Linked DNA regions of Homo sapiens: regions 2, 3 and 4 are each linked to region 1. A link is a contact called in ENCODE Hi-C or POLR2A ChIA-PET data. All regions are on one chromosome and are shown on one strand. The core of a region is the stretch at or near the end of the contact, and the rest is flanking DNA. Distances in the headings are between cores, read along the strand shown. Region 1 holds the start of PAIP2B (poly(A) binding protein interacting protein 2B). Region 2 holds the start of NFU1 (NFU1 iron-sulfur cluster scaffold). Region 3 holds the start of EXOC6B (exocyst complex component 6B). Region 4 holds the start of PCBP1 (poly(rC) binding protein 1).

Region 1 (5,884 bases), core at 2,381-4,880:
AACAAGACCCTGTCTTGAAAAATAAATGAAATAAAATTGCATTCTGAGTTATGGGAAAAATAAAATAAAATGCAAACCAAAACCTGGATAAGGTACCATTTCACACTCATTAGGATGGCTATTATTTAAAAAAAAAAAAAAAAAAAACAGAAAAGAAACTACTGTTGGCAAGGATGTGTAGAAATTGGAAACTTCGTACATTGTTGGCGGGAATGCAAAATGGTGCAGCCACTGTGGAAAACAGTACGGTGGTTCCTCAAAAAATTAAACATAGAGTTACTATATGGCCTAACAATTCTACTTCAGAATATATACCCAAAATAATTGAAAGCAGGCCCTTGAACAGATATTTGCATACCAACATTATTCACAATAGGCAAAAGATAGAAACAACCCAAATGTCCATCAATGGATGAATTGATAAACAAAATAGGACATATACCTATAATGATGCTACTCAGCCTTAAAAAGAAAAGAAATTCTGATACTTAAACGTGGGAGACATAAAGCCAAACACAGAAGGACAAATATTACATAATTTCACTTACACGTGATACCTAGAGCAGTCAAATTCACAGATACAGAAAACAGAATGGTGATTTCCAGGGGCTGGGGTAAGGGGAGAATGGGGAGTTAGTGTTTAATGGGTACAGAATTTTTGTTAGGAATGATGAAAATGTTCTGCAGGTGGATTGTGGTGATGATTGCACAAAAATGTGAATGTACTTACTGTAACTGAACTGTACACTTAAAATAGTTAAGATGGTAAATTTTATATATATTTTACCACAATTAAATTTTAAAAAATGAAATGATGTAATCTTCAAGGTTGAAGATTTATTGCCCTAATAGCAATAGGATGTGGGGAAGGGTGATGGGCTTCTCTTGCCTCCCTCCCTCTCATTGACATCATCTCCTACAACTTTATGACTGGTTTTTGTCTCATATCTGTCCCTGCCCACCACCACCAGATACCCACATTGCTACCTCATTCCTTCATTGTCTTTTGGCTTCCATAGTTTCTGATAAGAAATTTGCTGTAATTCTTATCTATTTTTTCCCCTCTGTATGTTTCCCAGCCCCTTCCTGCTCTTCACTTCTTCACATCTCTGTTCAATGGTCTTTCCTCAAACAGCTCTTAAACTAACCATTCTACTTAAAATGGCCATATTTTTTTTCTGCCTGCTTTTAAGACTTTTCTCTTTATCACTGGTAATAGCCAGCCATGAATTTATAATAGATGGCACCAGTGGTAGGAAGTGAGACGAGAGAAGTTCATCAACCCTTCCTTACATCCCATTGCTATCCTGGTAATAAAGGTTCATCCTCAAGGAGTATTTCTGACTGCTCAAGGACACCACGTGGACCAGAAGAGCCTGTTTTTCAAACCTATGAGATTGTGTAAACTTTCTCTCATCATACACCGGAAGGCCAATTCAGGGAAAGAAGCAGTGGAGGGTATGGGGATGCTATCCTAGAGAGAGATTTTTTTTTTTCTAAAAGACACATGTTTCTTGCAGGCGTCATTTAAATTATGTAATCAAATAAAGCTTTAAACCAGAGTTGGCAGCCCTAAATGGATGTACACCTAATACACAACTTCAAAATACATGGAGCAATGTGAATAGTGATCCTGGAGTTGTGCACTGTAGTGGCTCTGCTTATTAGCCCCTTCCCACTCTTCACTTCTTCACATTATTCACATCTCTGTTCAGTGCTGTTTCCTCAAACAGCTCTTAAACTAACCATCCTACTTAAAATAGCCATTTCCCCAACCATCCCATGACTCTGCTTTATTTTCCTTTGTAGCATTTATTCACAACATACCATTTTATTATTTATTGGTTACTTTTCTGTTGTCAGTCTCCTTCACTACAGTATAAACACCATGGGTGCATCTTCACTGTCTTATTCATATCATATACCCAGTTCCATGATCAGAGCCTAGAACATTCATAGTAGATGCTAAATAATACTTGTTGAATGAATTTATTTATTTACTTATATCATTTAATATGAAGTATGTATTAGTCCATTCTCACATTGCTATAAAGAACTACCTGAGACTGAGTAATTTATAAAGAAAAGAGGTTTAATTGACTCACCGTTCCTCAGGCTGTACAGGAGGCATGGCTGGTGAGGCCTCAGGAAACTTACAATCAGGGCAAAGGGGAAGCAAGCACGTTTTCACATGGTAGCAAGAGGGAGAGAGAGCTAAGGGGGAAGGACACACACTTTTTTTACCATCAGACCTTGTGAGAACTCACTCACTATCACGAGAACAGCAAGGGGGAAATCTGCCCCCATGATCCAATCGCCTCCCACCAAGTCCCTCCCCCAACATTGGGAATTATAATTCAAAATGAGATTTGGGTGGGGACACAGAGCCAAACCATATCAAAGTATACAGCTAATATTTATAATTGTTATTTGAGTTTATCTTTTTCATTTTTATATTTTTTCCATTCATTCTGCAATTCCCTAACTTTGTGTCATGTATACAGTCAGCTTGAGAGGTGGGGGGGAGAGAAAAATGTATAAAGTAAGAGCTCCACAAAGAAATCCCTACTTCCTGTGGAATACAATTCGAAGTCCTTTGCAAGCAGATTGGACATTCTAAATCCAAGGGAGGCAATAAAGTTTTATTTTAATTTGTATTTATTGATGTATTTTTTTTTGAGTCGCAACCTCACTCTATTGCCCAGATTGGAGTGCAGTGGTGCGATCTTGGCTCACTGCAACCTCTGCCTCCCGGGTTCAAGTGATTCTCCTGCCTCAGCCTCCCGAGTAGCTGGGACTACAGGAGCCCGCCACCACGCCCAGCTAATTTTTGCATTTTTAGTAGAGACGGGGTTTCACCATACTGGCGAGGCTGGTCTAGAACTCCTGACCTTGTGATCCGCCCGTCTCGGCCTCCCAGAGTGGTGGGATTACAGGCGTGAGCCACCGCGCCCGGCCAAGTTTTATTTTTTTAAAGCACTCAAGAAGTTAGGTTTGTTTCTAGAAACGTGGAAGCATCCGTCTGCTTCCTTCCAGCGTCCCTTTGCTTCCTTCCAGCCTCCCAAGGAGCCCAATTCCTTAATTTTCCCTACAGAGAATAGCACCAGGTCCAAAGCAGCCTGAATCAAAGCTCCTCCTTTGGTAATTGACAGCTGAGGGAAATCCTACTGAGGCCCACCCCCACCCTCCTCCTTGCTAGGCTGACAGGCAAAACTCGGTGGCAGTGGCTTCCAGCTCAGCCAATAGACGAAGCGGGAGCAAGAGCCTGTGTAAACAAACCCAGAGTGCGGCGCCTTGGTCTCCTCCCCCACGAGTGGGCCGGGCGCATCCTTGGCCCAATGCCTATCCCAGGCTAGCGTAGCGTCCTTTCAGCCAATCAGAGCCGGCATCTCCCTCAAGGAGGTGTTCCACCACAGGAAAAAAAAAATGAAGGAAGAGAAAAGACAGACATTAAAACCAATCAGAAGCTGAAACTTCTGAGGGAGTGGGCGGGCACTGCTTCACATTTAGACCAATAAAAACCACATATGCCATTCTAGGTGACCGAACGGCATCTTCTTTGGCCCAATAGACGAATGGGGCGGTGCCCGGCAACCAATGGCTTGGGTTCGGGGGCGGGGCGAGGAGGCAGTGTGCAGTAAGAGATAACCTGGCAAGTGGTAGTGGCGCTTCTCGGGTGCTGTGCTTCACGTTTTGGTACTAAAGGCCGAGACTGTTGTGGCGACGGCGACCTCTACGGCAACGGCTTAAGCTCTCGGAGGAGTGGCAGAGTACGATCTGAAGGAGGGGCTTCTGGTTAGCCCAGGTGGGCTCGGGTGCCCGGGCTGCTGGGGAAAGGACTCGAGGGAAACGCCGTTCTCCCGGCTCTGGGGGCGCCCTGCGCCTCCCTTTCTGCCGCCGTCGGGGCTGTGAAGGGCGGCACGCGCCTGCCCGAGCTCCTGTAGGGAGGGAAAGCGCGCGGGGTCCCACGTCGCGGCCATCGGCGAAAAGGGGCGTCCGCTGGGGTCAGCCCCTGCCCCTCGGGAGCAATAGGGGGTTTTCGTCCCTTTCCCCCCCGCACAGGTGCTCTGTTTCCCCCCGACTCCCACCCAAGTTCCTGACTCCCCTCAGCGTCCTCCTAACACTCGAACCGAATTCTTGGCCTGAGTCCCATTTCTACCCAGGTGCAACAATGCTAGGCAAATTGACCCGCGCGGCATCCCCCGCCCCTCTCCCCGGGCTGGAGCGGGAGGGATTGCGCGTCGTGCCCTTCCCCTATTCGCGGCCCCTGCGCGTCCTCTGCCTTTTTATACTTGCTCCATCTCCCCCTTGACTCCAGCCCTCATTCTTCATGCCTCATTTGCCTGGGAGACGTTCGCCACTTCTCTTGTGCCTTGCGGTCCGTGAGTGAGCCCATCACCCCCTACCAACCCCTAAATTCCATTCTCATCTCTCCAGAAAACTAACATTTTCCACTTGCCTCTTCCAGGCAGCTGGAAGGTGAACTGAGAGAGGCAGAATACGCAGAACAGGGAGTTTGGCAAGGTTGGGAACTTTAATGTTTTGTTCCTGGTAGACTGTTTTTGCCTTCAAATGGCATTTGACCATTATACCCGCTCTAGAATCTTTGTCCTAATGCAGTTCTTTTGGTGGTAATTGCTGAAAATGCAGTTGAAAAGGGCTAACTAGAAGCAAGGGATTTAAATTTTGTTACTATTATTTTCAGTAAATTGAATTGGATTATACTTTAAACAGCTTAACTGGGGTTTCTGGGAGTTTGTAGTGTAAGGGCCTGGCTACCCTACTTTGTCATAAAATATAGAACATACTTAGTTGTACAGCACAGTGTGATTCGATCACACCCAACCTATGAAGGGATAATAACAGCATTGAATCTGTCCAAAAACAACATTCCCTGTTCCCTTTTCACCTTCATAGTATATTCGTTTGGTTTCTAGTAATGTCGGTTCTAGCCATATGTTTTTTGATAACAGTACAAACTATGCTGTGCCTAAGTAAAATTATGCCAACAATTTTATGGGGAAAAGCTAATGCACTGCTCTTAGCTTTGATTAAGATTTTAGACGTTTGAAAATATAAATTCAGATATTGGACAGTGAGGGTTTTATTTTGAAGGTTGGAGGAGATTGAAGTGTTGGGGTAAGACTGATAGGCTCCTCTGGCTACTTGTATATCGGGGTGGGGAGAATATACAGGTTTACAAAATCTTGTAAATTCTCACAGTGCTTAGTTTCCTGACTTTTCAAAAATTGGAATTGTTTTTCCTAGCTTTCAGTGGAGAAATGTAAGCTATGAGTTTAACATCATGTTCACTGTGTTTTGGCCAGGATTTTGCAAGCTTTTGTGGAAAAAATTATATTGCTTTCTTTATCCTGTTTGTAATGTATGTATCAGTATGCTTCCTTGTATTTTACTGTGGTAAAATTGTATCTTGTATATAAAGAAAAAAGTCTATTATAGTGAATTAAAAGAAATCTTTACTCTGAGGTGGCAGCCTTGTCTAATGGACCATATGTTTAAGCCTTGTTAATAAATCACACTAGAGCCTAGCACAGTGGTGTGTGCCTGTAATCCCAGCCACTTAGGAGGCTGAGGCAGGAGGATTGCTTGAACCTAGGAGTTTAAGACAAGCCTGGGCAACATAGTGAGACCCCATCTCAGTCAATCAACCAATCAATCAATTACACTAAAAAGAGTAAGATCTTAAAACTGTTCCAACAAATGTCTGGGTGTCTAAAACAAGGAAAAGAGTTTATGACAGAGTTACAGCAGTCATCAGAGAAAAATCCTGGACAAATTGCAAATCTGTAACAGTTGTGAATTGCTGTGACTGCAGCTGAAAACCAAAGTTATTTTTGTGCAGTCTTTTTTGGGAGTATTTGTG
Region 2 (5,884 bases), core at 1,283-3,782, 1.8 Mb after region 1:
ACCAATCAGCACTCTGTATCTAGCTAATCTGGTGGGAACTTGGAGAACTTTTATGTCTGGCTAAAGGATTGTAAATACACCAATCAGCACCCTGTGTCTAGCTCAAGGTTTGTAAATGCACCAATCAGTGCTCTGTGTCTAGCTAACCTAGTGGGGACTTGGAGAACTTTTACTCTAGCTAGAGGATTGTAAATACACCAATCAGCACTCTATGTCTAGCTCAGGGATTGTAAACGCACCAATCAGCACCCTGTCAAAACGGACCAATCAGCTCTCTGTAAAACAAACCAATCAGTACTCTGTAAAATGGACCAATCAGCTCTCTGTAAAATGGGCCAATCAGCAGGATGTGGGTGGGGTCAGATAAGGGAATAAAAGCAGGGTGCCTGAGGCAGCAGTGGCAACCTGCTTGGGTCCCCTTCCATGTTATGAAAGCTTTGTTCTTTTGCTCTTTGTAGTAAATCTTGATGTGGCTCACTCTTTGGGCCCGTGCTGTCTTTATGAACTGTAACACCCATCGCAAAGGTCTGCAGCTTCACTCCTGAAGTCAGTGAGACCACGAACCCACCAGAAGAAACAAACTCCGGACACATCTGACCATCTGAAGGAACAGACTCTGGACACACCATCTTTAAGAACTGTAACACTCACCACAAGGGTCCATGGCTTCATTCTTGAAGTTAGCGAGACCAAGAACCCACCAATTCCGGACACAGTAGCACAGAGGCTGTGGGTGGTTTGACTAGAGCAGGCCCTAAGAATGGTGGGACATAGAAGCCTCGTTTCAGGGGTTTGAGGAGTGGGAAGTGAAAAACTAGAGACTAAGAGTGCAGACCATTTTTTTAAGCCACTTGGTTCTGAAGGGAAGAAAAGAGTGTGGAAGAGGATTTGGGGCAAGGCAGGATTTTTCTTATGATAAGGAATCCATCAGAGAGGGAAAAATTGAAGTCTGAGAAGAACGATTGTTCCAAGGTGGAAGAGCCACATTTTATTTTTGATTGAGGGTCAAAAACAGAGCCTTGGACTGCCTTGCGGTCTAGAATGGGTGTGTGTGGGGGGGTGGGTGGGGGGTTGGATGGGGGAAGATCACTGGGTGGGGGGTTGGATGGGGGAAGATCACTAGTAGTTAAAAGCAAGTACGCAGCATTGGGAATGAACCAAACTCGTAGGAGGCACAGCCCACTCAGTGTGCGGGCCCGGGCGAGCTGCAGGCCTGAAACCCACCCACCCTCTTAGATGTGTCTGTGGGCCATAGAAATTACTAGGGTTGTCTTGGGTGTGGCCTCAACCTGTTCAACAACAGGTGTGCTGTTTCCATTCTGGAAACCAGTCCTCTGTCTTCCAGAACAGTGATTCTCAAATTTTAGCTGGCATCAGAATCCTGGGAAGGGTTTGTTAAAACACTACTAGGCAGGGTGAGGTAACCTAAGAGCTTTTGGAGGCCCAGGTGAGAGGGATCACTTGAGGCCAGCAGAGTTCAAGAGCAGCCCAGGCAACACAGGGAGACCTCTTCTCTACAAAAATACTACTACTACTACTGCTAATAAAAGCCAGGCACCGTGGCTCACACCTGTAATCCCAGTGCTTTGGGAGGCTGAGGCTGGAGGATGAATCACTTGAGCCCAGGAGTTGGTTTTGGTGAGCTATGATCGCACTCCTGCTCTCCAGCCTGGGCAACAGAGATAGACCCTGTCTCTGGAAAAAGAAAAAAAAAAAAAGCAAGTAACAAAGATTTCTAGTCCCCACCTACAGAGATTGTGCCTCAGTAAGTATAAAGTGGGGCCCAGGATTTCTAACATGTTCTAACGTGCATTTCTAACGTGTTCTCCTGCTTTTTTTTGGCCCCTAGTCCGCACTTTGAGAACCGTTGTCCTAGAGAAAACGGAATACTCCAGGAAGGTTCTGGAAGAATAGGTAATGGGCTTTGGCACTCTGCCCTGGAAACTAGTCAAGTCTCATGTTAATCGGAGAAGGGCAGCACTGTACCAGATACATCCTCTGTGCGGGTTGGTCCAAGATGACCAAGTGGCAGCTGACAAGCACAGCTATGAGGAAGGGTTAGACACAGTTCCACATCAGACCCATGGGAAAAGGGCAGGAGAAATGCGAGAACCTTTTAGAAGGAATGCTCCAGGGAGTCTTTGGGGGCAGTCACTGAGCTGGGCCTGGAGGCTGAGTAGGGTCCTAGAGGAGGGAATGGGTCAGGTTTAGGGGCTGGAAACAGCATTCGCAAGGCAGCACCAGCACCAGCTAAAAACCTAGCCAACAGGGAAAACAAAGTACGGAAACACGCATGCGTTCACAGTGCTGCGTGAATTAACCAAGCGTTGGCGCAAACGGGAAAGGTTCCCCGGCCTCTCTTGGTCAGGGTGACGCAGTAGCCTGCAAACCTCGGCGCGTAGGCCACCGCACTTATCCGCAGCAGGACCGCCCGCAGCCGGTAGGGTGGGCTCTTCCCAGTGCCCGCCCAGCTACCGGCCAGCCTGCGGCTGCGCAGATCTTTCGTGGTTCTGTCAGGGAGACCCTTAGGCACTCCGGACTAAGATGGCGGCGACGGCCAGGCGGGGCTGGGGAGCTGCGGCTGTTGCCGCCGGGCTGCGCAGGCGGTAGGTGACGAGCCTGGAGCTCCGAATAGGTGTGCCGCTGGGCTTAGCCAGCGGAGCGGTCGCCGCCTTGCAGACCCTCTCTCGAGGCGGGTGGGTAGTGCATCTGATGGAGCCGGCGGGTCCGCCCTGTCGCCGTAGTTGGGGGTGAGCCCTGAGGCTGTCTGTGCGGGAGCTCGGCGCTTCTGTGGCCTAATCCGGGCGGACTCTCTGGAGCTTCCTCTCAGGCTCAGAGACCCAGTTCTTGAGTCTCTGCGGTACGGAAGCTTGTAGAGACTGGCTGTAGAGCCAGAACGGAGGAGCTGTTTTAAAATCGTGTGCCTCTCCCGCCCCCAGGCCCTCTACCGGGTGCATTCCCTCCTCTTCTAAACGCAGAATCAGAATGTCACACAGAAGGGAAGAAAATACCTTGTCTCGTTTCCTCATTTTCCCAGTAAGGCCCTGAAAGAGGAGGTGACATGTCCAAGGTTACACAGTTTCTAAGTGATGGAATTCCGACGAGAACCAGGACCCCTAGATTCCCTGCACCCACCACCATTAAGCCCACTCTGTTCCCTTGTTTTTTCCGCCTCCCTGAGCCCTACCTTTGAGTTTCACCTTTCAAAGACTTCTGTGAACATTGCTAAGAGGACATTTATGTAGGTGTACCTTAATTTTACGTCTGGAGAAAATGGCCTACGGAGAGTTTGCCCTCTAGAGTATTAGACATTGTAGTGTTAATGGTGCTCTTGAAGTTTAAATGTATATCCTAAAAAGATTTAAGTTGGTAGAATTTTTTGTTAGTTACCTCCTGTGTTTGAGTAGATGTCTTCCTTGAATAATGTAATCCACTCTTACTTTAAAAAAACAAGACTTTAAACCTGTATGTTGGAATGTGCTTCCTCTTTATTCATTCTGCTGCCTTTTCCCTGGGCTGAAGGGACGAGAATATTATTCTTCTAGTGCATTTCCAAATTCCAGAGTATTCACAGATTTAGATACTGAGCTATAGAAAAAGGCATTTTTACCCCAAACCTTGAACTGCACTCAATTAGTAATTATTGGGCACCAATTAAATAATGGTAGCAGCTGCCATTTATTGAGCACTTACTGCATGGCCTGGCACTGGTTTAAGCACTTTACATGGATTCTCTGGATTATTTATGAGGTAGCTGTGAAACTAATCTCATTGTAGAGATGAAGAACTGAGGCCATTGTGCTAGCAGCTAGAAATGAAGATAGTTTCTCCCCTTAATGAGTATGCAGTCTAGCAAGAAAAATATATTAACAAATAATGACAGTCATGAGTGCTGTAATAGATTCATGTAATTTAAAGTGGTGTGCCGGGCGTGGTGGCTCACGCCTGTAATCCCAGCACTTTGAGAGGTCAAGCTGGGCGGATTGGCTGAGGTCAGGAGTTCGAGACCAGTCTGGCCAACATGGTGAAACTAAAAAAAAAAAAAAAAAAGCTGGGCGTGGTGGTGTGTGCCTGTAATCCCAGCGAGTTGGGAGGCTGAGGCAGGGGAATTGCTTGAACCAGGGAGGTGGAGGTTGCAGTGAGCCAAGATCACGCCACTGCACTTCAGCCTGGGTGACAGAGTGAGAAAAGCGAGATTATTTCCATCTCAAAATAAAGTGGTGACAGCTCTTACTGTGATCAACACTGGAGCTAGTGTGGGGAGTGGCAGTCAGGACTTCACAGATTATTTGATTCCCATTCAGTGTTGATTCCATTGTTCTCTTGAATCCTCGGTGCCAATCCTTTTATCTCTCCAATAGCATCTAAGAAACTCTATGGGTTACAGTCCCACAGTATCCCAGTAGTCTTTTGCTTATCAATGGCATATAAAGATTATTGAAGGTAGTAAACAGTTCATCTGTATTTTGTTAATACTTAATTGGTGCCCACTCTTTCTTTTCCACGAGAAGAATTCCAGTTTTGTGAGAGAGAGAAAAAAATGTGGCAGCCGCTGTTGCTTCTTGCCTATTTTAAGCAGAAGATAATTAGATAAATGTGATCTTGTGTATGATCACAAACAATTTTGGCCTTTGGAAAAAATTTTAACAGAAAATTATGACAGTGAAAGACCGTTCTAACTGACCATCATTTTGCCTTTAACCTCTAGACTGCCCATTCCCGGGCTTGGGCCAAGCTAACTTTGGGAGACATTTAGTTTATAGTTTAAATGATAATAGCCCTTTCCCAAAATTAAACCACCTTTATAAAGCTAATGAAAGACCACCAGGTTTGGAGGATGAGAGGAGCCTGAATTCTGCTAAGGTGTAGATGTAAATGATTACCAGCCATTATTCTGGCGGTCCTAAGAGTTGCAACTTCCCCAATTACTCCTGCAGAAAACATCTCTCTTGTAGAACCTAAGATTAGCCTTTTCAGGTTTTTGCATTTCTGACTGGTCCTGTGGCCCCGCCCACAAACGGGCTGAGCACTCAGGAGGATCATTTTCCGCACCCCTATGATTGCATCCCCAACCAGTCAGCAACACCCGTTCCCTGGCCTGCCAGTCTATCCTTGAAAACCCCTAGCCTCAGATCCAGAGAGACTGAGTACTAAAACTCCACTCTCCCTTTCAGCTGGCTCCATGTGAATTAAACTCTTTATTGCAAATCCCCTGTCTTGATGAATTAGCAGTATCTGGACAGTGGGCAAAGTGAACCCATTGGCAATTATAAATGACTCCTGTACTTAAAATTTTTCTATGGCTCCTATGAAGTGGCAGTGGTAATGGATAGCGATGATATTTTCAAGTAAACCGGATTTTAAAGTAAATTGCATTGGGATTTTAAGAATTTTTACTATTAAAGTCTCCTTTTACTTCCTTTTCCAGTAATATTTGCTTTCATTTTCTTCCTTTGTTTTCAGTTTGTCAAAGCCATAAAAAATAGCCAATTAAGTTTTCTCTGTAAGAGTGAAGTAAAGTTAGAGGCCTGGCGCTGTGGCTCACGCCTGTAATCCCAGCACTTTGGGAGGCCGAGGCTAGTGGATCATGAGGTCAGGAGTTCAAGACCAGCCTGGCCAAGATGGTGAAACCCTGTCTCTACTAAAAATACAAAAATTAGCCGGGCATGGTGGTGGGCATCTATAATCCCAGCTACTTGGGAGGCTGAGGCGGAGAATTGCTTGAACCCAGGAGGCGGAGGTTGCAGTGAGCCAAGATCGCACCACTGCACTCCATCCTGGGCGACAGAGCAAGACTCCGTCTCACAAAAAAAAAAAGAAAAAAAAAAGTGAAGTGAAGTTACAACACTGGGTTAATATGTTTCCATCCAAAAAGCATATAAAA
Region 3 (5,884 bases), core at 1,468-3,967, 1.6 Mb before region 1:
CACCTGCCACCATGCACAGCTAATTTTTATATTTTTAGTAGAGACAGGGTTTCACCATGTTGGCCAGGCTGGTCTCAAACTCTTGACCTCAAGTGATCCACCTGCCTCGGCCTCCCAAAGTGCTGGGATTATAGGCATGAGCCACTGTGCCCAGCCTGCTCAAAACATTTTAACCACTAATGCTGGAACTGAATCAATGCGACTCACATTCTTTCTATTTGGAGGACATAAACATTAGACAGGCCATCTTGCCATCTTCACTGGAGGTTTCCAATACTGCTTACTGCAGACTTGTTCCTGTTGCTGAGATGTGTGGCCTCTGGCCTCTGTGGAGGCTCACAAAAACTGCTGACAGTAGCAGAAGCTAGTTTAACTACTGCTGAATGTATGTCGTCTATGCAGCAGCCTGGATGGGTGAAAAACTTGCTGAGTGAGATGCTAAAATGGGTGTCTGAAGGGACCCTCGGTCATGTATTTCAAGAGATCTTTAGAAATACAAAAGGCTCCATACTCTCCCTACCCCTCCTACATCTGTTTGGAATTGTTTAAACATGAGTAATGAAACAAAACGAGGACAGGCAGAGATTATCTAGAGACAGACAGGTTTATCAACTTGCTCTCTTCTTGGCAAATCAGGACTTGTAACCCATTCCCCTTACTACTGGTTTGTTTATTTTTAAAATGCATTCTTAGGTCATGACTACTATTTTTATTAAAAAAGCAGTGCATGCACAAGGAAAATAATTCCAAGAGTGCAAATGATAATTACAAATTACCTTCTTACTACTTCAAACTCCTTCTTTCCAATTTTTTTTTTCCTGGATGCCATTACTGTTAACAGTTTTTTGGGCATTTTTTCAGACAGATTCTATCTATGTAATATTATATATATGTATATGTGTGTGTGTATATATATCAAAGCGTATATATGAATATTTATTCTTTTAAAAAACAAATGAGGACAGAGTCTACATATTGTTTCATGCCTTGCATTTTTCCACTCAACAACTACAACTTGGAGACAGTTTCATGTATGACCATAGAGTCTTTTGTCTTTCTTTTTAATGATTGCATAATAGTCTATAGTATGGTTGTAGCACAAATTATTTAGCCTAAACTTCCAGTTTGGTTCTTCTCTCATGCCTTTTTTTTTTTGTCAGTGGAAACTCTCTTCTACTAGTCACTCTGGTACTAAACCTTGGAGTAATATCTAACCTTTTTGGTATCTAGTAAATCCTGTCAATTCTCTCTTTTTGATGTTTTTCCTACTTGTTCATTCTTTTTCATTCTCATTGCTGCTTCCCTGGTTTAGGCCTTCTCATCTCCTACAGTGTTGCCTTATCTCCAAATTCTCTGTCTCTGCACATCTTGCACACTTGCCCTTCACCAAATTTCCTAACGCCCACATTTTGATTGTGTCACTCCTCTTAAAAACCTGCACCTCTAATCCCAGCACTTTGGGAGGCCGAGGCGGGCGGATCATGAGGTCAGGAGATCGAGACCATTCTGGCTAACACAGTGAAACCCCGTCTCTACTAAAAATACGAAACATTAGCTGGGCGTGGTAGTCCCAGGGCGTGGGCCCGTAGTCCCAGCTACTTGGGAGGCTGAAGTAGGAGAATGGCGTGAACCCGGGAGGTGGAGCTCACGGTGAACTGAGATCCCGCCACTGCACTCCAGCCTGGGCGACAGAGCGAGACTCAGTCTAAAAAAAAAAAAAAAAAAAATTAGCCGGGCGTGGCGGCGGGCGCCTGTAGTCTCAGCTACTCAGGAGGCTGAGGCAGGAGACTGGCATGCACCCGGGAGGCGGAGCTTGCAGTGAGCCGAGATCGCCCCACTGCACTCCAGCCTGGGCGACAGAGCAAGACACTGTCTCAAAAACAAACAAACAAACAAACCCCCAAAAAACCTTCAGTGCCTTCCCATTCATTGTGTTACGTAAAAACTCAAGCAATGATTAATAAATCCGATTTTTAAATTGTAACTGATGAGTTCATGAAATGCAGATGCCTGGATCAGAATCTCCAGATGTATGACTGTCAGTCAGTCTGTATTAAAAAAAAATGTTTCCAGGTGCTTCTGTTGCAGTTGGTTGTTGGATCAGTGGAACCATTAGAACAAAGTACACATTTATCAGCCCAGTATTTAAGGCTCCTCGTAATTTCTCTCCAGCGAACCTTTCCAGACCCATCCCTTACTACTACGTCTTTACACGTCAGTGCAAATGAAATTCTTTTTGGCTGTCTGGATTCTCCTCACACCTTCCAGTTATGCCTTTTAACCTCCGAAACCCAGTGTCTTTATGAAGCCTTGGCAACCAGAAGAGATCTCTGAACTCCATTATCGGAACTGGCTTACAGCTCACAGTTTTGAATTCTCCAGCTCCCCGTGTCTCCCCCACTAGACTGTAAGGCCTCTGTCAGACATTAAGTTAGACTTTATTATTCGCGCCGACGGAGCCTTGGCACTTTGTGGCAAAGGTGGTAAACAAGAATTTGTAGGTTTAGTGCCACTGCCTGACTTGATCATCACTGTTTACGCACTGTCGTTAACTGTTTTTGCTTACAGTGGGCTTCAACTAGTATTTGCGGATTCCATGTATGAATGAATGGAATCCAACCTAGCATTTCCCAGAGAACTACAAATCCCAGCGGACATTACGCAGAACGCCGACGGACGCGGTGACGCAAGGGGGCGTGTCGAGCCTGAGGGAGGGGTCGGCCTGCGGGTAGCCAGAGGCTGGGGCGGCTGTGGAGCCTGTGGTGGGAGCGGCATTGTGGGGCAGGGAAAAGGTGAGCCGAGCCGACGGAGGGGACGCGCTGCGGGGCGCCCCCAGTCTATGGAGCGGGGTAAGATGGCGGAGGCGGAGAGCCTGGAGACAGCGGCAGAGCACGAGCGGATCCTGCGAGAGATCGAGAGCACTGACACGGCCTGCATCGGGCCCACGCTCAGGTACCCCGGGTGCCGGGACCACAGAGGGGCGGGAACGGGCGGGACGGGGCAGGCTCCTCTGGGTCGGGCCTCCGGCCGGCTGTCCCCAGGTCCGGCGCCGGCCCCTCCCTTCGGAGAGACCCTGCATACCGGGCGAGGCGGGTCTCCCTTCGCAGCCCCGACGCGGGGTCCCTTCCCGGCGCCCTACAGCCCAGTGACTCAGGACCCTCCCGCTGCCTCCCTCGGGGCAGGAGCAGCCTTCGTTCTCCCTCCGAGGCTGGTCCGGCGCTGGGGAACGAGAGGGCGCCCGACAGATGGTGGTGGCTCCCGGCAGATCTTCCCCCTGGGGACATCACCCTTCTCCCTCCGTCTCTAACTACGTCCTGCCCTAGACAGGAGTCCTGCTCTTCAGACAACACAGAATTTCACTCCATGGTCTAGTGCTCGAAATCAAAGTCTTGCCTCAGAATCACAGCCACTTCTCAGAAACGAGTCCCTGGAAATCCTAGGCCTGGATGGAAGTTTCCCCAACCCGCGCCCCTCTCCTGGGAGCCGCTGCTCCTTTATCCCTGCCTCCCTGTTACGAGGACGACCCTCGCCCACGGTGCAGCCTCCTCATCGCTGGGGAAAACTGACCCTGCTGCCGCCCCCCAGTTATCATTTTTTTTTGCACGCACATCTCCATTTTATTTGGAGATGTCAAAAGAAATCCCTACTTACCTCAACTTATTTAACAAATTTAGGTAGCACTTGTTACATAAAGTCCAAGACGTTGTATAAAGTGATTTACAAATGCAACTTATTTAAGCTACAAAACAACCGTATTAGGTAGGTTCTATTACTCTCCTTTTACAGACAGGGCACAGATAGGTTAAGTGACTTGCCCAAGGTCACAGAGAAAATAAAGTGGGGGACTCAGATTCCTACTCGGATAGCCTGGACCCAGACACTTAACCACTGTTTTGCCTCAGCTGGGGATTATCGGCTACCTGTACTTACTGTTGGTAACTACTCACTAAGCCCAGTTTTGAACTACTTTCCCCCTTCCCCTCATGTTACTGGTGTCCTAGAACCAACTCATCCTTATCCCTTACTGTTATGCATTCTGATCATGCAGCCAATACATAGATAACTATCCTACCCTCCTTGCACAGTCTTGGGTCACTGCCCCTCCCATCAGAAAAGTTATTACTCACTGCTTGCGTTTTCTTGGGGTAAGTTGACTCAGGAAAGACTAATTGGAGGGCAGGCTGGAAATTACTCCTCCTCTCCACTTGCACAGCTTCCTTCTCCAGGACACATTGTTAGCACATTTCTGCCAGTACCACCCCTGGTCATAACTATCCTTAGTAGTTTGCCTTTTGTCTCTTTATTTATTAAAAGCAATGGCAAAAACCGCAATTACTTTTGCACCAACCTAATATTCATTTATTGAGAGAGGGTCCCCTTTTGTCTCCTAGGCTGCAGTGCAGTGATGTGATCGTAGCTCACTGCAGCCTTGACTTCCTGAGTTAAGATCCTCCCACCTAAGCCTCCTGAGTAGCTGGGACTACAGCTGTGCACCACCACCACACCTGGCTAAGTTTTAAACTTTTTGTAGAGATGGGATTTTGCCATGTTGCCCAGGCTGGTCTCAAACTTTTGGGGTCAAATGATCCTCCCACCCCAGCCTCCCAAAGTGTTGGGATTACAGGCATGAGCCACCGTGCCTGGCCCCTTTGTCCCTTAAAGTGACTTTTAGCTCCCTTTTTTGGACCAGTTCTTCCACACAGTTGCCTGTCTCTCCACCAACCCCCATTGCCTTATGATCAGGACCATTGTGCTTTTCTCAATTCCCATTTTCTTCAGCTCTTAAGGGTCAATGGTCCTACACACATTTTCCTGTATACTTCAAATCATCTCTAGATTACTTATAATACCAAATATAATGTAAATACCATGTAAATATATGTTATACTGTATTGTTTAGGTAATAATGACAAGACAAATGTCTGTAGCATGTTTAGTGCGGATGCAACCATCCTTCTTTTTTTTTTTTGGGACAGGGTCTCACTCTGTTGCTCAGGCTAGAGTGCAGTGGCACAATCGTCACTGCTCACTGCAGCCTCGACTTCCTGGTGATTCTCCCACCTCAGCCTCCTGAGTAGTTGGGACTACAGGCGTTCGCCACCATACCTGGCTAATTTCTTATATTTCATATAGAGATGGGGTTTCACCATGTTGCCCAAGCTGGTCTTGAATTCCTGGGTTCAAGCAATCCACCTGCTTTAGCCTCCCAAAGTGCTGGGATTACAGGCTTGAGCCACTGTGCCTGGCCACTGTCTTTTTTTTTGTTTTTTGTTTTTTTTTTTTTTTTTTTCTTAAAACTTTGATTTGAGAAGTTGGTTGAACCTGCAGATACAGAGGGTCAACTGTATATACATTACGGTTTAAATATAAGTTACCCAGTCTCCCTAAAACTTGTTTCATTGTTGTTACTGAGTTTTTTCACTGAAAAGTGGGGTTTTGTGTAGATAGATGGATTAAGAGGTCTTTTGCCCTAAGGGGACACTGTAAAAAAAAGAAAGTTTGAGACTCATTACCAGTTTTACTTGCTTTTCTTGACTTCCTATATGATTATTATGGGCTCATCATTTTTGATCTCAACTTTTTTTTTTTTTTTTTTTTTAGCAGATTACACTGAGTCTTACTGTCAGACCCAGGGTTCATTCACTTGAATATCCTATAATACAAGGAGTACCCACTGCCTTTGTCTTTAGTCTAGCTGTCCCTACCCATATTCATAGGGGATGATCTCACCTTTTTTCCTTATCCCGTTCAGAGGCAGCAGCATGCACAGACTTGATGTTTCAGATCCCATGCCTTACTTGGGATGTGCCTCTATTGTCATTATCTCCTGTTTTTCATCACTATCATGAAACAGGTTTGATTAAGGCAGTAGCTCTCTTGCCTT
Region 4 (5,884 bases), core at 1,852-4,351, 1.1 Mb after region 1:
AGCACTGTTCTGTTTTATATACATGCTTTCATTTTATTTTCACAAGCCCAGAAGGTGTTAATTTTAACATCTTCATTTATAGAGATTAATTTGTCCAAAGCCATGAATAGGAGGCAGAACTCAAATTTGAAAGCAAGTCTAACTCCAGAATTTGGGCTCCTTTCAGTGACTGCTTGCCTAACCCTGCGTGACCACATAATAAGCCTCAACGAATATTTACTGTGGATAATACTCCCCTCCCACAGGAACTTCTCTTTGCCATGAGTGATCTCCCATAGTGCCTGGGGTTTGAACTACCCACTTTGGCACCTACTGGTCTATTGTCTGATACTATTGTTTCTTCTTTCCCTCATCTCAGGCTCTATTTTCTCATACTATTGTTTCTAATGTTGCCTTTGCCTAGCAGTTTTCCTTCTCTCATCAGGTCAGGGATAGTCCTATTGGCTGACGTGGGCGTGAGGGTGCTACGGCCTTCACAGCGGGATCTTCCTCCTCCACTGAAGACAATCAGTGGCATTCAAATCTAAGACTCCTTTGGGGTGTTTGTTAAAAATACAGCTGATTAGTTTTGGGGTGGGACAGAGGAATCTGCATCTTTAACACTCAGATCATTCTTAGGTTATAGTCAGTGCATCAGTCTACATTCCCGCCTTGTGAAGACTGACCCATTTAGGCAGGATTATTTCCTGGTATAGGGATTCTCTAAACATTGCACACAGCTGAAGAATTGGAAACTGGGCCTCTTTTGTTTCTGGATACACCACTTGGCAGGTGTAATAACATCCTCTGACAGGCTGCTTGCCACAGGTGCATGCTTGACACGTGCGTCTCGTTGGTACCGTCCCCTCCCCCCTTCCCACCCCTGCTGCCCAACCAAGACCCCTCTAGTCCCACCACCACCCGGCAGCTGTTGCCCTCCTCCAAGCCCCCAATCCTCCCCGGCCCACTGCCCTCCCTTCCTTTCCTTTCCCTGCCCCCACACCCCTTCCCCAGGCTCCTCCCACCCCAGAATATTTTTTTGTTCCTAAGTTTATCCTGTGAGGTGGGGGTGGGGGAACTGGTTAGATGGAGAGGACGCTCTGCCATTTAGAGGTCCTACTGAGTGGGCACACCTTTTCCCCTCGAGAAAACCTTGTTTCTACCAGAGAAATGGGCAGAGGCCTCTCTCTGGAACTTGAACCTCTCTGTCCCTGGAAACATCCCAAAGCAGGCCCAGCCTGCCATGTTCCTTTGTTGGGGCACAGAGGGAATGGAATCTTACCGATAAGGTGAGAAGAGCTTGAGAGAATACCAAGGACGGGCCCACCCTTCTCCCTCCTCCCTCCAAACACCTCAGGCTAAAAGGGGAGGGAAAAAAAAGGCACCAACAAAGAGTTTAAGACAGCAATTCCCAGCTTTTTCAAATATGAAGCATTTTTTAACCAATCCGTTTTTTAATTCTTAAATTCTTGACATTACAGAACTAAACTGAAATTTATTAACATTCCACTCTTACATTTCTTATCGACAAACAGAAATAAAATTCATGAGCCAAAAAACCCAAAACAAAACTAAAAACAGGGAAAAGCTTATAAAACTAAATATGGATCCCAGCATTAACAGCTGAACAGAGAATGTGATTTTTAAATTCTTAGCGGATGATAAAGTTGTGTAGAAACTGAACACTTACAAATTATTTAAAACCTGGAATCACTGACCAGAAATTACACAGTTGGATCATGGGAGAACAGCAGAAAGGGGTTATTGAGGGAACCTACACTGTTCTAGCTGCACCCCATGCCCTTCTCAGAGGAAAGCCTGGCATTGATTAGATACTGGGCCAGACTAATACTGGCAGCAGAGCCAGTGATAGTAACCTGCCTACCAGAGGAGCCTTCCACTGGGTTGGCAATTTTGATCTGGGCCCCGGACATCTGGCGGATCTCATTAATGTTGGCGCCTTGGCGCCCGATTATGCAGCCAATTAAGTTATTTGGAATGGTGAGTTCATGGGTGGTTTGAGTAGATGCATCCAAACTTGCCCAATAGCCTTTCACCTCTGGAGAGCTGGAGTCAATTCCGGCGAATCCGGTCCCGCCGTGCATCATGGCAAAGTGAGACTGTTGTCTTGCCACCTGGTTCAGCTTGGCCAGATCGAGCGGAGAAATGGTGTGTTGTCCTTGAATCGAGTAGGCATCTAGAGGTGGTCCCTCCAGGTCATGGGTGGCATGGGGGTAGCCCGCAGCGTCGCTGCACCGATCTTGGCCGCCCGCGCAGATGACTGGGGAGCTGGCCGGCATGGGCTGGTACGGAATGGTCATGACTCTCCCTTGCGGAGACTGGGAGAGCGTCTCCAGCATGACCAGGCAAATCTGCTTGACACACTCGGTGACAGACTGCGGCACGCCAGCGATGGTGATGGCCCGCTCGGTGGAGTTGGGCAGCATATCCCCCGCCACCTGGACCTGCGCCCCCGTACTCTCGCGGATCTCTTTGATCTTACACCCGCCTTTCCCAATCAGGGAGCCGCACTGGGTGGCCGGCACCACCAGCCTCAGGGTGACCGGGGGCCTGCTGGCCGCGGTACTGTTGGTCATGGAGCTGTTGATATCTTCCTCCAGCTTGTCGATGATCATAGCGAAAGCCTTAAAGATGGCATTGGTGGGGCCGGTCAGAGTGATGATTCTCTCCGGACAATTCCCCTCCGAGATGTTGATCCGCGCGCCACTCTCCTCGCGGATCCTCTTAACCGACTCCCCTTTCTTCCCAATGATGCTTCCTACTTCCTTTCCGTGCATAAGAAGCCGAATGGTGAGAGTCACATTTAGTCCACTTTCAGTCACACCGGCATCCATGGCGAGCGGCGGGCGGCGTTCGGGGGAGTTGGGCTCGTTACGTGGTCAAGTCTTTGGCGGCTGGCGGGGGGAGGGGAGGTGTAGGCCCAAAACTGCCGGCGCGAGGCGAGCGAGGGCCGCGGGAGCGAGCGGGAGCGGGCGGGAGGCCGCAGCGTAGTCGCAGGGGCGGGCGGCGGCGGCGGAGGGGGCGAGCGGGGCCGGGAGCGGCGGGCGGGCGGGTGGGCGAGGGCGCGGCGGTGGCGACTCCGGCGGCAGCCTCGGCGGTCTGGGCGGGGCGGGAAGCCCGCTTTCAACCCCGCGTACCCTCTGACCCCGGAAGTGCTTGCTGCGCAGGACCCCTTGAAAAAAAATGAGGACCCGTCTTTTTTAGGTCACAAGATTGCGCCAACCCTTACATGGTCCTTAAAAAAAAAACCTTCTGACACTGCAGTAGTGAAAATGAAGCGCACGATGGGCGGAAGCTGTGAGTCCGGCAAAGTTTTAAAATGATGACGTATTTTATTAACTCTAACGGCACTGGCGGGTGACTGAAAATACTAGTGCTGTGTATGCGGGATAGACATTATTTTCCTGCCCTACATGAGGGGCTCGTGCGCGGAACGACATGGGCAGCCCCGGCGGAAACTGCAGGCACAAGCCGGGACGCCGCGGGTTTAAAACATGCGCGTGAGGTGACCAGAGCGCGTGCGCGAGGGTGTGGGGGGATGGGAGGGGCAGCAGCCCTCTTCCGGGGGGGAGGGGCGGCGAGGCGAGGCCTGCGGAGCGGGTGCGCGCGGGCGGGCACGTGGGGCCCTTTCGTCCCCGGCGTCCGGGCGCCCTGCATGGATCCCCCACCCCAGCTCCTGCTCCCCGGCGGCGGCCGGTGGGCAGAAAGACCGAAACCCACTCACGGCCGCCTGCCGAATCGCGGCTCTGCTGTTTGTGGGGCGTGCTAGAAACGTGGTCCTAAAAAGAATGGCGTCCATTTACATAATGCTTTGTTTGCGTTTCGCAAGTTTCTTTCGGTTAAAGCCACAGAAACCCCACCTCCTGCCCTTGTGTCGTTTCCACCGCGGCACCCTTTTCCGACATTAGAAACAATAGTGTACGCCTGTGGAGGCCTCGTTTGTTCAGGGGCTGCCGGCCAGGGCTTCAGGACGTTTCTGCGGCTTTCCCCGCGCGGCCTGGGCTCCCGCGGCTGCTTTTCGGGCCCATGGGCGCAGCCACTGCGCCAGGCTCAAGGGGGGCGGCCCCGTCAGGGCCCGCCATCTTGGAAGGCCTTTTTTGCCGGTTCTTCCCGCTGAGGAAGTGTCGCTCAAGACGCTGGCCTATGAGTTGTGATTTCTGCCTTTTCCCCTTCCTCCTTGGGCTAAGCCAGACCAGAAAGGGCCCCGTGCGCAACGTGCTTCACAATCTCTCAGGGAAAGCGGCTAACGTGGCGCTACTCCGCCTCCCCTGTTCCTTACCCTTGGGGCGGCCGCCATGTTTCCTGAACACAAAATGGCGACACGTGGTTAGCATTCGTCGCCAACGAGAAATTGGGGTCGGCCCGAAAGCTCTAGAATGCACCCCTCTTCCTCCCCGGGGCCTTCCACCTCCGCGAGTTTTATGACTTAAAAAAGCCCACAGGCTGGTCTGAAGGTCGGAGGCCTAATTTTAACGCGTTTTCCTCCCTTTAATTTGAAACGGGAACGCGAATGACTGTAAAATGTGGGCACAATATTTAATCTCTCGCCTTTTTAAAGCTTAATAGTGGATAATAGGGGGGCAGTATCAAGGGATAATTTGGGTCCCCACAGTACCAAAGCATTTAGAAACCTCTGTTTAATTTAAGGAATGAGATAAGTTACTGCTTTTCTAGACTTCCTAGCATGGGCTGTTGTGCTGGAGAGAACGAGAGCTACGAAGAGACTACAGTGCCTCTGACTTTTTCATAGGACAGTTGGCCGGTGAATCTTATTAATAGTTTACCACAATTAAGTGTTCATTTTTAGTCTAGAAGGGACAGGCGTTTATTGTGCATTGGCCAGTGCCAGCACATCCGATGCAAGGCAGTTCACCGTATTCTATCTTTAATTTTTACCATGGTCCTCTGAGGTAGGTGTTCTTATCTCTCTCTCTCTCTCTCTCTTTTAAACAGAGGAAGACAAACATAAAGATGAAGTGCTTAATTCAAGGTCACACAATGTCGGGGATGGACCTCCAGATTTCCTTACTGGTGAGCACATTTTCCAGGTTTTTCTGTAAATCAGGGTTTTGGAATTTAAATACTATTTAAAACGTTTAGGTGAGCTTGTCATTTAAATGAGCCCTTCAGGTAATCTTTTGTTGTGCAGTCAGCCCCTTTTTGTATCAGGCAGCTCCCAGCTTTTCCTGATAAGAGCTACACCTGTAACGGGCGGGCGGGCTGAAATGCTGTCTTATGCAGTGTCTGGTGAGGATAGGGAGGGGGAAGTGATTCAGCCTGCCCAGAGGCTCAGGTGTCTGTCGGTCTGGCCCTGTCTGTGGCACATTTGAGCCTACCTGCCTCTGGGGGAGCAAATGGTTTTTTGTATGACTGACTTGCTTCCGTCAGCTCCCCATGGGCTTGACTCTTGCCTCCCCCACCCCAGCACCCCAACCAGGTAAAAATAAATTCGCTCTGGCACCAAGCCTCCATTTCTCTGCAGAGATTGACAGAGCATGACAGAGTGTTAGGTCAGTCTGTGGACTCTTCAGTTCAATGCAACACGTAGCTAGTGGGCCAAGCAACAAACTGGTGCCTGAGCAGGGCTCTGATTGTGTGTGGATATGAGAGACAAAGAGAAGGGCTTTTTGCCTTTAACTTATGTTACTATCAGATATATTTTCCAAAGTGGTTTCATGTTAGTTTATATAACTCTACGAACATTTAATAGGTACATAACAGCAACGATGACAGTTACAGCACTAGGTGCTTACTGTGTGCTGGGCATTGTTCTAAGCCTTATTTTATGTATTCAGTGTCTCACATTTTTAAAAAAACCACTAAGAAACAAATTTTACATTATGATTTAAGACATTTATGCACACATATGTAACAAAATTTTTGC

What was found. Hi-C counts contacts between places; a loop is a spot of excess contacts on that map. ChIA-PET counts read pairs that join two places held with the same protein, here RNA polymerase II (POLR2A). Pooled maps may share reads with other maps.
Region 2: a pooled map shows a loop between it and region 1 (12-fold over the local background). The contact joins the promoter of NFU1 here to the promoter of PAIP2B in region 1. A Hi-C loop is called at or near these places in 6 of 50 pooled maps. POLR2A ChIA-PET finds 5 or more read pairs at or near these places in 3 of 52 experiments (CD4-positive, alpha-beta T cell, Caco-2 and K562).
Region 3: a map of naive thymus-derived CD4-positive, alpha-beta T cell shows a loop between it and region 1 (22-fold over the local background). The contact joins the promoter of EXOC6B here to the promoter of PAIP2B in region 1. A Hi-C loop is called at or near these places in 1 of 168 maps with a recorded cell type or tissue (naive thymus-derived CD4-positive, alpha-beta T cell) and 6 of 50 pooled maps.
Region 4: a pooled map shows a loop between it and region 1 (17-fold over the local background). The contact joins the promoter of PCBP1 here to the promoter of PAIP2B in region 1. A Hi-C loop is called at or near these places in 6 of 50 pooled maps. POLR2A ChIA-PET finds 5 or more read pairs at or near these places in 2 of 52 experiments (activated B cell and activated CD8-positive, alpha-beta T cell).

The regions. Positions count from the first base shown.
Region 1 is chr2:71,224,849-71,230,732 of GRCh38, reverse strand. PAIP2B (poly(A) binding protein interacting protein 2B) reads left to right here and starts at 3,630. Exons shown (of 4, transcript NM_020459.1): 1 at 3,630-3,805. RefSeq lists enhancers at 3,345-3,484, 3,700-4,200.
Region 2 is chr2:69,434,083-69,439,966 of GRCh38, reverse strand. NFU1 (NFU1 iron-sulfur cluster scaffold) reads left to right here and starts at 2,532. Exons shown (of 8, transcript NM_001002755.4): 1 at 2,532-2,606. The coding sequence starts at 2,545. RefSeq lists an enhancer at 2,527-2,676.
Region 3 is chr2:72,822,866-72,828,749 of GRCh38, reverse strand. EXOC6B (exocyst complex component 6B) reads left to right here and starts at 2,717. Exons shown (of 22, transcript NM_015189.3): 1 at 2,717-2,952. The coding sequence starts at 2,840. RefSeq lists a silencer at 2,956-3,125 and enhancers at 3,316-3,365, 3,212-3,722.
Region 4 is chr2:70,084,694-70,090,577 of GRCh38, reverse strand. PCBP1 (poly(rC) binding protein 1) reads right to left here and starts at 3,101. Exons shown (of 1, transcript NM_006196.4): 1 at 1,375-3,101. The coding sequence starts at 2,834. The coding sequence ends at 1,764. PCBP1-AS1 (PCBP1 antisense RNA 1) reads left to right here and starts at 3,563. Exons shown (of 11, transcript NR_033872.1): 1 at 3,563-3,600; 2 at 4,954-5,031. It also overlaps a transcript of ASPRV1 not described here. RefSeq lists silencers at 759-848, 939-988, 3,015-3,074, 3,525-3,674 and enhancers at 1,797-1,963, 2,035-2,679, 3,885-4,094, 4,135-4,224, 4,365-4,504.